Regions from separate parts of the Homo sapiens genome. Here regions 1 and 2 are each linked to region 3. A link is a loop called in an ENCODE intact Hi-C map of the cell type or tissue named here. Cell type or tissue: PC-9. All regions are shown on one strand. Region 1 has its middle 9.3 kb from the start of CETN2. Region 2 holds the start of GABRQ (gamma-aminobutyric acid type A receptor subunit theta). Region 3 has its middle 19 kb from the start of CNGA2.

Region 1 (4,000 bases), 1.1 Mb before region 3:
GCAGAGGTCAGTTGATATGGGGTTGGACTAGAGAGATCTGGCGGGATGGTGGAGAGGGCTAGGGAATGCAGGCCAGTTCCCTGAGGATGGACCAGAGAGCCGGAGGGGAGGAAGGGTAGGGGGACGGAGAGGGAGAATAGTCAGTTTGTGTTTGGTCTTGTGGGCCTCCTTAATAACTTAGGGTTGTGCTAAATTTCCTTGAAAAACCTGTCCAGCAGATTCGTCTTTTCTTTGCTTCCAAGTGTTAGAACTACTGTGAACAGCAGAATTTGTTGGTAGACATGCTCAAGCCTGATATAACGAAATGATTTAAGAAAGGAGGTGGTTCAGTTTCTGTCTCTGTAAGACATGGAACAGCTGCTGGGACTGAGATTTTTTTAAGTTCTATGATGACCGGGAAGAGAAGAAAGAACACATTTTTTACCACTTTTCTTGTTTAACCACCTCTTTAGGAAGCCTAGGAGTTAGACTGTGAGGTTAGACCCAGGTGTCTCAGGGACCACGTGGCTCCCTACCATCCACTGGGGGAAATTTCCTTAAAGTTCAATCTGGCTTTTGAGAATGCTGACCTTTCAAATGCAACCTCAAGTGCCAGGATGTCTGACTGTCATTGGGCCAACCTCAAAACTTGATCTTAGAGCAGCTCTTCCCTTGAGGGACTCCTGCTGTCAAGGATAACTGTATTCCAGGGCTGCTCAACTTTATTTTATGTTTTTGTCACACCTTTGAATACTAGAATTTTGACAATATGCTAGAAGGAAGTAATACACTCAAAACAACAGTTTAACGAGAATTGCAACTTAGTCACTACTCTAGGCCAGTAGGCAGCCCACTATACACTTAGTCACCCTTCAGTTGGACTGGACCGGCTTGCTGTCCAGATGGTGTCAAGTTCCTGCACAGTGCAGAAGCTACCCCTTTTTGAGCTAGCTCCTCCATCACCATTAGTGAGAAGTATCTTACAGCAGGTTGCTCCTTTCTCCACTCCATGTCTCATGACCTGCTTAGTTCATCGTCCTACATGCTGGAAGCCGCTGGAATGGCCACATCTTCAGTTGTAGCAAAAATAGTGCCTCTGCATCAGCTGCAGCTGTGAAGCTGAGACATCATCCTTGTGTGCCATGCTCGGACATATCGGACCCATTTGCTGACCCAAATCTCTGTCAGTAGCCCTCCAAATTCTTATGTGGGTTTGTGGACCCATTTCAAAGAACATCGCCATCAGCACTTGCTGTATCTGGAGCTAAAGTTACCCTCATTTCTAGCTTTTCCCTGCAGCCTCCCAGTCATCTGGTCTTCCAAGCCTCTCCTTAACCACCACCGTTTGCCTTTATCTTTCTGATGCAGTGGTTTAGAGGATTGATGTCATTTTCATTTTCTTTTTTGTCTTTGCCTTATATGTCACCCAGACTTTCCCTACAGTATTCACACTCATCCACCCCTTTCTTTTTCATTTCTGAAGCCACCACCTCAACTCAAATTCAGATTGCTGAAATGTCCTCCTAGCTGATTTCCCTGTCCTGTCTTTTCCCAAGACAATCTGCAGTACTGTCTTTGTCATGCCATTATTTTGCTCAGGGAAGAGACCTAGCCTTTTGATTCAGCCGCCCCTGGTTAAAATCCCAACTCTTCAACCCAGCAGCTGTGGTTTTGGGGGAAAGGATTCAACCCCCTCAAGCCTCAGTTTGCTCATCTAGAAAACAAAGGTGCAGAGAGGTCAAAGACAGCAAACAAAGGCTAGCGTAGAGCCTGATGCCTCTTTGCCACAGATGATGGCTGCTCATTAATTAGCCTGTTTTTCTTTTTCCCTCTGACTTGGACACCGTGTCCTTAATACATGTCTATGTGTGTTTCCCTTCATATAAAGTTAGTTGCTATATATATATGTACTCATGTCTCTGTCATTGTCCCTACTGAAATATTGTCCCCCCATCTTATCCCAAATCTGTGTTCTTCTCCTTGTGAAACTCCTCCTCAGAGCTCCCTCCTTCCAGAAAACTTGTTTTCAAATAGAGGACTGCGTCCCAGCTGGAATTCTGGAAGACAGCAGTCTTGCAGATATGTCCCTTGCCACTAGGTGGGGTGCCAGGACAGAGAGGTTCTGAGGCAGTGCCACTAAATTACCTTGAATTCAGCAGTGGTTTAAGCTGGATCTTCCTAGTGCCCCAAGAGGGCTGTGGTCTCATTTAGCCTTGGAGGGCTGTGGTCTCATCTAGCCTTGGGGTGTGATGGAGATAATGCCACAGTGGGGAGAATCCTGGTGGGGCTGTGGACCCCTTGGAAAAAGTCACCAGGTGTGGGCACTGATGGAATGACAGGTCATTTGAATGGATACCCTATTAAGTCTAGCTATAAGTGAACAAAATGATACATTTGCATTTTTGAGTGTGAGCGATCAAGATTGCTTACCTGCTACATGGGCTCATTGAGACTCCCTAACTACTTTGAACACTTCTCAACAGAAGAGAGCAGGGTGCCTTTGATGTCATCATAGCCGGGCTTTGTGCCTGGTACAATGCTCCATCCATCCATCATCAGGTTTATTAACTTACTAAGTTTGTTGATCCTATAGCAAGGATTTATTAACTCATTAAAAATGTCTAGCATTCTGTGGCTCTTTTTCTTCCTGACCATTATCCCTTGTTATGAGTTGAATTGTGACCTCTAAAATTCATATGTTGGTGTCTTAACTGCTAGGACGTCAGAAGGTGAACTTATTTGGGGGTAGGGTATTTGTGGAGGTAATCAAGTTAGAGTGAGTTTACAACAGTAGGCCTTAATCCAATACAACCAGTATTTCCTTATATCAAATAAATATATAAATAAATACTGGAAATATATACATATATGAATACTGGGAATATACATATATAAATAAACACTAGGAATATATAAATATTTCCAGTATTATAGTGCAAAATATATATATATTTACAGTATTTATTTCCTTATAAAAGGAGAAATTTGGACAGAGACACAGACACGTGTAGAGGGAAGATGATGTGAAGGGACACAGGGCAAAGACAGTCATCTTCATGCCAAGGAGAGAGGCCTGGAACACATCCTTTCTTCACAGCCCTCAGAAGGAGCTCACCCTGCTGACATCTTGATCTTTGACTTCCAGCCTCCAGAACTGCAAGACCATGTAGTTGTGTTGTTTAACTCCTCAGTCCATGGGTACTTTGTTACAGAAGCCACAGGAAGCTCATACATCCTCTCTTTTACTGAAGAACTTTCTCTGTTCCCCTAAGTGTCTCAACCAGAAGTGCACACAGTAATGTTGATGAAACAAAAGCTGAACTTGGAATCTATGCTGCAGAACTCATGACTTCATGGACACTGGATGTGGCCTCTCCTGAGAGATCCATGAGCCCCTGGGTGTGTGCAGCATTGCTACCAGAAAGCTTTCTTCTCAACTTGGAGACTGAACTTGAACATGCACGTGAGTCCATCTCCTTGCGAGATGTTGGATGTGGGGAAATATTTGTGCAATCCCTCATACAAATAGATCCAGAAGGTAAACCAATGATTAAAACTGAGTCAGCAAACCATGGGAACGATGAATAAGCAGAGGCAGGGTGACAGAGCCTCCGGATGTCGTTGGTGGTGGGATTTTCATGTCTAACCTACTATATGTAGTCTAAGAGACATGTTTTCAGGGTGAACGGGGCTATCTGAAAGACAGATGCCAACCTCGTAAGAGGCATCGTGGGGTAGCAGTAAAATGTCTCTAAAGCTGAATTTCTGGGGTTCCACCACTGGCTCTGCTCCTACTAGTGACTAGTGCAAAATGAGTGACCTGTAGCAAGTTACCCAAAGCCCCAGTACCTCGTTTGTTTCATCTGTCAAGAGTGAGGGTGGTATTAATATAATCTACTTCAAGGGCAGTTGTGAGGATTAAATAAGCTACATGACAGTCAATCAATACATATTTGTTGAATGAATACACTAAGAATTTGGCTGCAATCTTCAACTCTAGGGTTAAGGAGTTACATCATTA
Region 2 (4,000 bases), 880 kb before region 3:
GTGCCTAGCCTGGCGGTGCCCGCTTACCAGTTGAAGAGGTTCAGGACGACTTCGGGCACAGCAGAGGAGAACTCGAAGTGGAATTTCGGGATGGGACTGGGGTAGTTGCCCTCCGCGAGCCAGGTCCTGATGAGCAGCAGGATCACTGCGGCTCGCAGCATGCCTCGGATGCCCATGGCCGGGGCGTTCTGGGCGCCTGAGGGCGCGGGAGACGGGGCCGCGAAAAGGAACAGAGGTGGGGTGGGAGAGTGGGTGACTACTGGGGCCGGGGAAGGCGGGATTGCTGGCCCTTCCCCAAAGAGTCGCCTCTAAGGAGAGAGCAGCGAGGGCAAGGGAAGTAGGGGGTGCGGGGGTCGGCCCGGATACCGGAGATGAGAGCCCGGGAGGAGCAACCACCCAGCAGCTCTGCTGGACGCAGCTCCCCCCAGGGCCCGCCCGGCAGCTGCGAGGTGCGCTCCGTCTGCGGCCGCTCCTGGCTGCGACTGGGCACAGATCCCAGCTCGCTGCTGGCTCCGCCCACTCCGACGGCATCGCAGGCCCAGCCAATCGGACAGCTGCCAGGAGCCGCACAAAAAGGCGCGCGCTCCTGCCTCCGCCCGTAGCCTGCGCGCCGCCCGGCCCCCGCCCCTTCAGGCTTCTGCAGTCATCCCCCGGCCATCTCCAGACACAGGCAGGGCGGGGCCGGGCTGGGGGAGGGGGAGGAGGGCTGGCTCCTTGGGGGCTGGGCCAGGAATCCGCCTCAAGGGGCACTGGGTCCTGTCTCTTCTCTGCAAAATGCGAAATGTGTGTTTTTCTTGGAAGAAAGGGCCTGTGCCCGAGAGTTGTATTTGATGGTGAAGGGAGTGTGGTAATTTGACCGCCATGGCTGAATCTGCATTCTGAAAGACTTGGACAATTTTGGGCGTCAGGAGGTACCCAACGGCTGGTGACTCCGTACCCTTGAGCCTCCAGTAACCCCGCGTGCCTTGTCTCTGGATAAGGTCAAGGAGGATCCTAATGGGTTTTGTTACAGGGCTCTGGCCACAGCAGGACTGCTCCTCCCTCAGGATGGACATTGGGCTACAGGAGCCCAAGAGTTGCTTAAGACTTAAATTTCCTAGAGTGCTCTTCACCCCAACTTTGGGTACTCAGGAAAAAGACTCAAGGAACTGGAAGGGCTCACCAACTGGGGTCTCTCTGAGATGTGGTTGTGTCTCATCAGCCAGGGGATGCAGAATGAAGGTTCATGGCTGACACCATAGAAGGGGAAAAAAAGGCCAAGGTCAGTGTTTGGGGTGTTCAAGGGAGTTAGGCACTGGAGACCAGGGTATGCCAATGTTCCTGGGTTCTGACCCCATCATATGGAAAAGCCTGACATCTTGACTAGAGGGCTCTTATTCTTTCCACTACCTCAGACTCTGCCCCTATGGGACAGAAAAATCGTGGAGGATAAGAAATGCCTCCACCCAATTTCCTATGTCCTTCCTATCCCATGACAAAGCAAGTTCAGAAAGCTTAGAAAGTGGCCTCACCAGAGCCCATAGGGCAAATGGGTAATCAACAAACAGAGCTGCCATGTTCACCGGCATGCCACCTCCCACATCACACCATTGAGAAGAGTTGAAATCAAAACGGATTTCAGGTTTACTTTTGGTTACCTAGAACATTCACTGAGAAACACAACATCTCCCCCTTTTTTTCCCCTCAGTATTTGATGAAATGAGTTGAGATTGCTGGTGCCCAGCAAAGCATGACTTACCTGGTAGGCCAAGCAGTTTTGCACAGCTGAGGGTTTAACTCTTTTACCACTCCCCCTTTAAAATCATTTTAGAACCATACTTTTATGAAAAATGTCTCTCATAGTTTCCTGCCTTCTTTTAATGAGCAGAACACCCTCACACCTTTCTTTCCCATCTCCCCTCTTTCCCTGGCCATTGCAGTAAGAAAAAAGGATGATGGGACCCATTTGTCAGGATCACATATGAGAGCAGATTAAACCCACCTCTACTGCTACCAGTCCTGTCCCATCACCTCTGGTCACACAGACGTCCTTGTAGAGAAAATCCTTGTTTGCCAAAAATGTTAGAGCCATTCCGGGGCATTTTGTCCAGCCACCTCGGTTGTAATGTAGGGAAACTGAAGCCCAGAGAAGAAAAAGGGATTGGCCCAAGGTCACACAGTAGCAGAGGCCAAAACTAAAAACCACATTTCCAGGTCTGCTTACTTCGAGAAGAGTGCGTTTTCAGTCTAAGTCAGCTTTGACTGGAAGTTCTAGCAACCACCAGCAGGTGGGAGCAGATTTGTTTGAATGTGGGATGTTCCCAGCACTGAGGAATCAAATTCCACAGGCAATTGGTCTGGTCGCTCATTTGTTAGGGGAAACAAGCCTGAAGCCTGAAATTTTGTTCTTAGGTACCCTTGTGACTATGAAGATTGACAAAAAGTTGACGGCAACGATGAATTCTCTTCCAGAACTTACATCCCAGAAGGCCCTCCCCTACTTCGGGTCTCCCTAGAGGTAATGCTTCATTGAAATTTCTGACTCACAAGAAAAGGATAGCCAAAATACAAGAAATACAAAAATGCCATTATAATTTGTACTTATTGAGCGTTTGCCTAGTTAATTTATTATAATATCCATAAAGATCTAGATTGAATAAGCTTAAACCTGAATATGGGATAATGGTGTAGGACAAAGAACACTCATCTGGAAGTTAGCCCATCTGTGTTCTGACCCAGCTCTGCACACGACAGTGAATATTCCAGTTTGGCTAAAGGGTAGAGTAAGTTTGGAGGTAAGACAACAGGTGAGATAGGTAAGAGGTGAGAGATTAGGCAGAACCTGACTTTGTAAGCAACACACACTCAGTGTACAATAAATTCTTGTGTAATGAATGAGGCAAGAGAAAGAATCTGGGTCCTAATTTTCTAAAATAAAAAATTGTATTTTATTTTAGAGTCAACAGTAATCTTCTGAAGGATTTGTGCAAGGGAATGATACAATCAGAGTGGCACCTTCGCACTGAAGGAAAAACTGGGAGGGAGAGGGACTGGGGGCAAGAAGAGCACACATCTCCTTCTGGTAATGGCCAGCTAGGTAACTTGGACTAGCTGTTCCAGTGAGGACAATGAAACAAACTGGCTGAATGTAGAAAGAAATAATTGTCATAAAGAACTGAGAGATACTGAGGCTAAAATCCGGAAGAAGACAAGAACCCAGGGGGGAAAGCCCAGCACTAGAATCCTCTTTTGTCCTGATGGCTTCTACTGAATCTGGAAGAGAGTTATGAAATTGAGCTGCAGTTTTGGTGGCATCATAAGGAAAAAAGTGAAAGCTCAAGGCCCAAGGAAGTAGCGGATTTGATTAGCATTCTTGTCACTCTCAGCTGAGACCCTGAGTGGCTACCCCTTTGGGTTAATGGTGACCTATAAGTAACCAGCCCTTGTGTGGTCTTGTAAACCTAGATACTCATCATATGGGCAGTCCAAGGAACCTAAAGCCCTGATCTTGGATTAAAGTGGCCTTGGACAAGTAGTATCCTCAGGCATTTGAAAATACCCCAGCAAATGAAAAGACTCTGCTGGAAGGTATTATCATATTGGGCCTAGAATCATTTGTACAATAATTTTTCAAAAATATGTCAGCGTATAGTCAAAGATAACTTGGCATAAAAGGAAACACATAGACCATGACAGCCAGTAGACAACAAAAACAAACTCTCAAAGACTTCACGTATCAGAGTTACGTGACAAAGACTACAATAACTATGGTTCACTTTATTCCAAAAAATTAAAAATAAGTTTGAAAATATCTGTAAGGAACAGAAAATCATAAAGACTAATAGAGCTATTTTGAAAAAAATCAAGGTGAAAAACTAAACTATAACTAGTGTAGTTATACTAAAGACTATAACAATGAAACTTGAGAATTTAATGGATGGGTTTAAGAGAAGGCTAAACACAACTAAAAAGAGAATTATTGAATTGGAAGATAGGTTATAAGAAATTGCCCAGAGTTCTG
Region 3 (4,000 bases):
CTGTCATCACTCTGCCGCCATAAGTTGCCAGGATAGGGTCCCAGATATCTCCCTCACTCTCTTCTTTTCTTCTTCTCTTCCTCCCTTATTTCCTCCCCTCCTTTCTTCTTTCCTCTTTCCCTTCTTCTTGCCTTCCTTCTCTCCCTCTCTCCTTCCTTTCTTATTCCTTTCTCCATTCAGAGCTGGCCACAGCCTTACCTCACCTCCACGCCCCTCAATCCCACAATGGGGGAGGCGGAGGTCTCGGCCCAGCCCTAGGTCTAGGTTGAATCCCCAGAGCGGAAGCCAGGTAGAACCCAGGAGTGTGTATGGCAGTAATCTCAAAGCTGGCCACTCAGTACAGTCACCACCCCTTTGAGTAGCAGAGAAAAGCTGCTTCCAACTCCAAGCTGTGGCTTTGTAGGGCCAGTAATTCAAAGTACTAGTGATTTACTAGTGGCCCTGATCTAGTGATGGTCACTGGTTATGAAAACTACTCTTAAAATAATGGGCAGATATTAACCACTAAATAAGATTTTCATGCCATTCGAAAACGATTCAATACATGACAAGATTTGAAAATAGAAAAATCAAGTTTTAGCCAGCTCCATCTCAAAATCCTCAAATGTCACCAATCAGGACTTACTCCATCTGGCTATGATGTTATCTCCGCAATTGGGTAAACAACCCACCAGAAACCTGGGTTTCCGGCCCACAGTGGCTCAGTCTGGGGATGCTATCACTTTGAGGTTCAGGAGCAACTTTGGGTTGGCATGACCACAGCAGCCGGTGTTTTGAACCGCACACTCCACTCCTTTCTGCACACAGTACCTGAAACTGTTCCATAACAGGTACAGTTAGCTCTCGGCACGTTTACGCACAGTCACTGCCTCGCCTGCCTTGTCTTTGAGCCAAGGAAAACTGTTTTCTGTTCCACATGGTCAGAGCAGAAAAGGAAGAACAAGACCGTGCCTGTAAAATGAGATGCTGGCAGAGTTCCTGTTTCTCAGATTCTTTACTCCCCCACCTAGCCCTCAGTCCACATCTGCACAAAACTGGTCTATTCTCTGAAACGTCTGCTATGCTATGGACACACCGGACACAACATTGTTTCCTAAAGGGCTGTATTTTTATTTCATAGGCATAATAGAAAACAGCAAGCACCTGAAAAAAATCAAGAAATACACTGGTTTTCCCATTCTTTTAAAAATATTTGTTGGCATCTACTCTGGGTCAGGCACTGGACAGAGACAATGCAATCAAGCAACAAGAGGTGACTTGATTGAATGGGGCTGGGGAGATCTCTAGAGACCCCCCAGATCAGGGTGGCTTTAGAAAAGAAGTCTGTTTCACCTTGAAACCTGAGGGACCCAGTGCTTACAAAAGAGAGAGAAAAGGGGAGAGACATGAGCTAAGGCTTCCGGGCCTGGCCTGAGGAAGCAATGCTCCTGGGCCACTGGTAGTACACCCAAATTGTTGCACTGGTTTTGAGGCGGGGCTTCAACTCAGCCTCTCTAAGCACATTGCATATCCAAGTGCTCAGCAATTAAATCGATCCACAGAGGTGACTCACAGGCAGCCAGCCAGCACAGTCACGGAGCCCTGTCTGCATTACCAATTTGCCTGCTCAAGTTGCTGCCTTGTTAATGTTATTTACCAAGCCCGATGCCCTGAATACCTGTCCCTAGCCCCTGCTGGAGCCCTCCAGCCATTGTCCCTGTTCGCCTGTCACATCTTGTCACTACCTCCCTGAATTCAACAGGTTTGGGCAGCCTGTCTGCAGACCTGCCTCCTCACTCTTGTATCTCCAGGAGCCAGGAAGGTGGCCTAGCAGTCCCAGCCTTACCCTCTCTCAGAACAGGTCCCAGAGGTGAATGGCCTACAGCTCAACCCTCCTCCCTTTCTTTGGGCAAGAGATGGAATGGGTTGCCGACAAAAACCCTGCAGGGTGGCACCGTGTAGTTGGCAAATGTGGCCATTGAGAGGAGAGGGTGAGGGCAAAGGCTCCAAGGGGGATGTGGAGATGAGGAGATCTGAGGCAGGCGCTGAAGAGCTTCCTCCTGCCATGCCCTGTGCCTGCAGCTGCCCTGCTCAAATTCTTTCTTCGCCAGAGGGTCTTGGGGCGCTCCCACTCCTGGAGTACAGGTCGTGCAAAAAAGCTCCCGCTACGTGGAGATTGAGCAAGGGCTTGGCAAGCCCAACGGTGCGCTCGAATCGCGGTGCAAGAGCGTCCCCACCATTCTTTACGGCCGGAGGTGGAACAGCAGCAGGGCGAGCTGTCTGGAGCCCGAGGCAGCCTTAGCTTGGTCAGCCAGGCGCTGTCCAGACCTGGCCCAGGCTGCTGCCCCACCCAGGCCTCTTGCCCAGCCCACTTCAGTCGGCCTTCCAAGACTCGGATCCCGAAAGCTGTGCCCCCTCCAGCACCAGGCAAACAAGCTATATCTTGGTGGAGCAGATTCCACCTTCACAGAGCCAGAGTGCAACAGAATGCCAGAACAGAAGGGTCTCCAGAGACCTTACCCGTTATATAGATAACAAAACAGAGGCTACGGGTTCAAGGAAGTGCCTTGTCCACAGGCAACCCTGGGAACTCCTGATTATTATCTCACCACTGTTCCCATCCAGCTTCAGTCCTGAGCCCCTGTGACCATCCACCTTGCCTTTCTAGACCAACAAAGAGAGTGGGTCTATGCCCCAGGGACTCAGACCCTCAAGAGCCAGAGACCCACGCCTACGGTTCCCTAGGATGCCTACACCTCCAGCTGGCCTCTGATTCCACCACTCCAGGAAGAAGTTGGAGGCACTTGGATATGGCACAAACCCAGGTTATGAAACCCAGTTGGCACTTAAATGACCTAACAACAAATTGCCCAATTTAATTTGCTTACCCGATTCAATAAAGGAGAAACAAGAAACCCAATCTAATTAAAAACATTGATCCGTAGAAACTGGCAACTCCAAAGTCCTGGCTGGAAGTTTGAGCTTAGACAAACTTGAATGATGCAAGTGTACAAGCTGAGGTAAGACGAATCTATCCTCTGACTCCCCAGGAGGGCTGCAAACGGCCTGCGAACTTCCTTTCTTAAAATAAGTGGGAAACTGAACCCAAAAGGGAAAGAAATTTGTTCAGTTCACCACTGAGATCACTTTAACTCCAGGATCTGTAGAGCCCAGGAGAGAGTTAGGTTCATGCTCCACTGAACCCCCTCCTGGCCACAGACTGAGGCCATTGGTCTTGCTCTTCAACACTCTTGCTCACTTGGCTTGTGGGACCTGGCATCTCATCCTGCTTGCCCATCGAGCTCCTCTGCATCTTTCAAGACCCTGGGCAAATATCACGTTCCAGGGACAAATCTGTCCAAAGAAGACAAGACAGAAGCTTGCTGAGGCCCCCTTAGCACTGCCCAGTTTGAGTCATGTGAATATGCAGTTAGGCTGGCAGTGCTGGGAAAGAGCAGGGTCTTCCTCAAGCCTAGGGAAGCCAAGGAAAGAGGCTCTATTGGATACTGTCCTCTTCCCCAGCTACCCTACTGTGCTATGTTCCAGATTTCCAGGAATAGAATAGTCCAAGTCCCCAGAAAATGGGAGTGGAACAGGACCAAGCTTAGGTTACAGGGCTCCCAGGCCAGTGTTCCTACGGGCCCTCTCTAAGCGTGGCCTTGGTCCCAGCCACAGCATTGAGTCCCTTTTGGACCTGGGCTTAGCAAACATTTTATCTAGAAAGGCATCTTCATCACCCTCCCCGTCAGGCTAACTGTAACTGGCTTGGTTTCAGGTCCTAAATCAGGGCTAGATTGTCCTTCCAGGGAAATGTCTGCCTCAGAGAGAAGCAAAATCACTTAGTTCTTGGCAGCTCAGTCTCTGCCAGGGGGAAGTTGACCTGCCACTGAACCCACAGCCAGTATGGCACACCACTCCTCCTGCTGGGGCCAGCTGGTACCCCATGCCTGCCTACCCCAGCTCCCTGTTCAACTGGGGAGCTCTACCTCAGCAGAGCTCCCTGGGGACCAAGTCCACACCC

The links. Peaks named below come from ENCODE experiments on the same cell type or tissue, not always from the same donor. Only the 100,000 strongest peaks of a DNase experiment are listed, where the experiment ranks them.
Region 1: it touches region 3 in a loop (10-fold over the local background); 28 of 110 quality-filtered maps call a loop at or near these places.
Region 2: it touches region 3 in a loop (14-fold over the local background); 86 of 110 quality-filtered maps call a loop at or near these places.

What each region holds. Positions count from the first base shown.
Region 1 is chrX:152,819,431-152,823,430 of GRCh38, reverse strand. No RefSeq gene overlaps it. Among named protein-coding and RNA genes, the nearest start is that of CETN2, 9.3 kb to the left of the region's middle. RefSeq lists an enhancer at 3,038-4,000. In PC-9, CTCF peaks have their summits at 1,877 and 2,076; a DNase peak (open chromatin) is centred at 2,090.
Region 2 is chrX:152,634,379-152,638,378 of GRCh38, reverse strand. It overlaps GABRQ (gamma-aminobutyric acid type A receptor subunit theta), which reads right to left and starts at 484. Exons shown (of 9, transcript NM_018558.4): 1 at 28-484. The coding sequence starts at 176. MAGEA3-DT (MAGEA3 divergent transcript) reads left to right here. Exons shown (of 5, transcript XR_938525.3): 4 at 2,392-2,497. In PC-9, CTCF peaks have their summits at 2,056 and 2,256 (motif pointing right); a DNase peak (open chromatin) is centred at 2,288.
Region 3 is chrX:151,751,774-151,755,773 of GRCh38, reverse strand. No RefSeq gene overlaps it. Among named protein-coding and RNA genes, the nearest start is that of CNGA2, 19 kb to the right of the region's middle. In PC-9, CTCF peaks have their summits at 2,009 and 2,209; DNase peaks (open chromatin) are centred at 1,543 and 2,213; H3K4me3 peaks cover 1,167 bases; H3K27ac peaks cover 1,665 bases.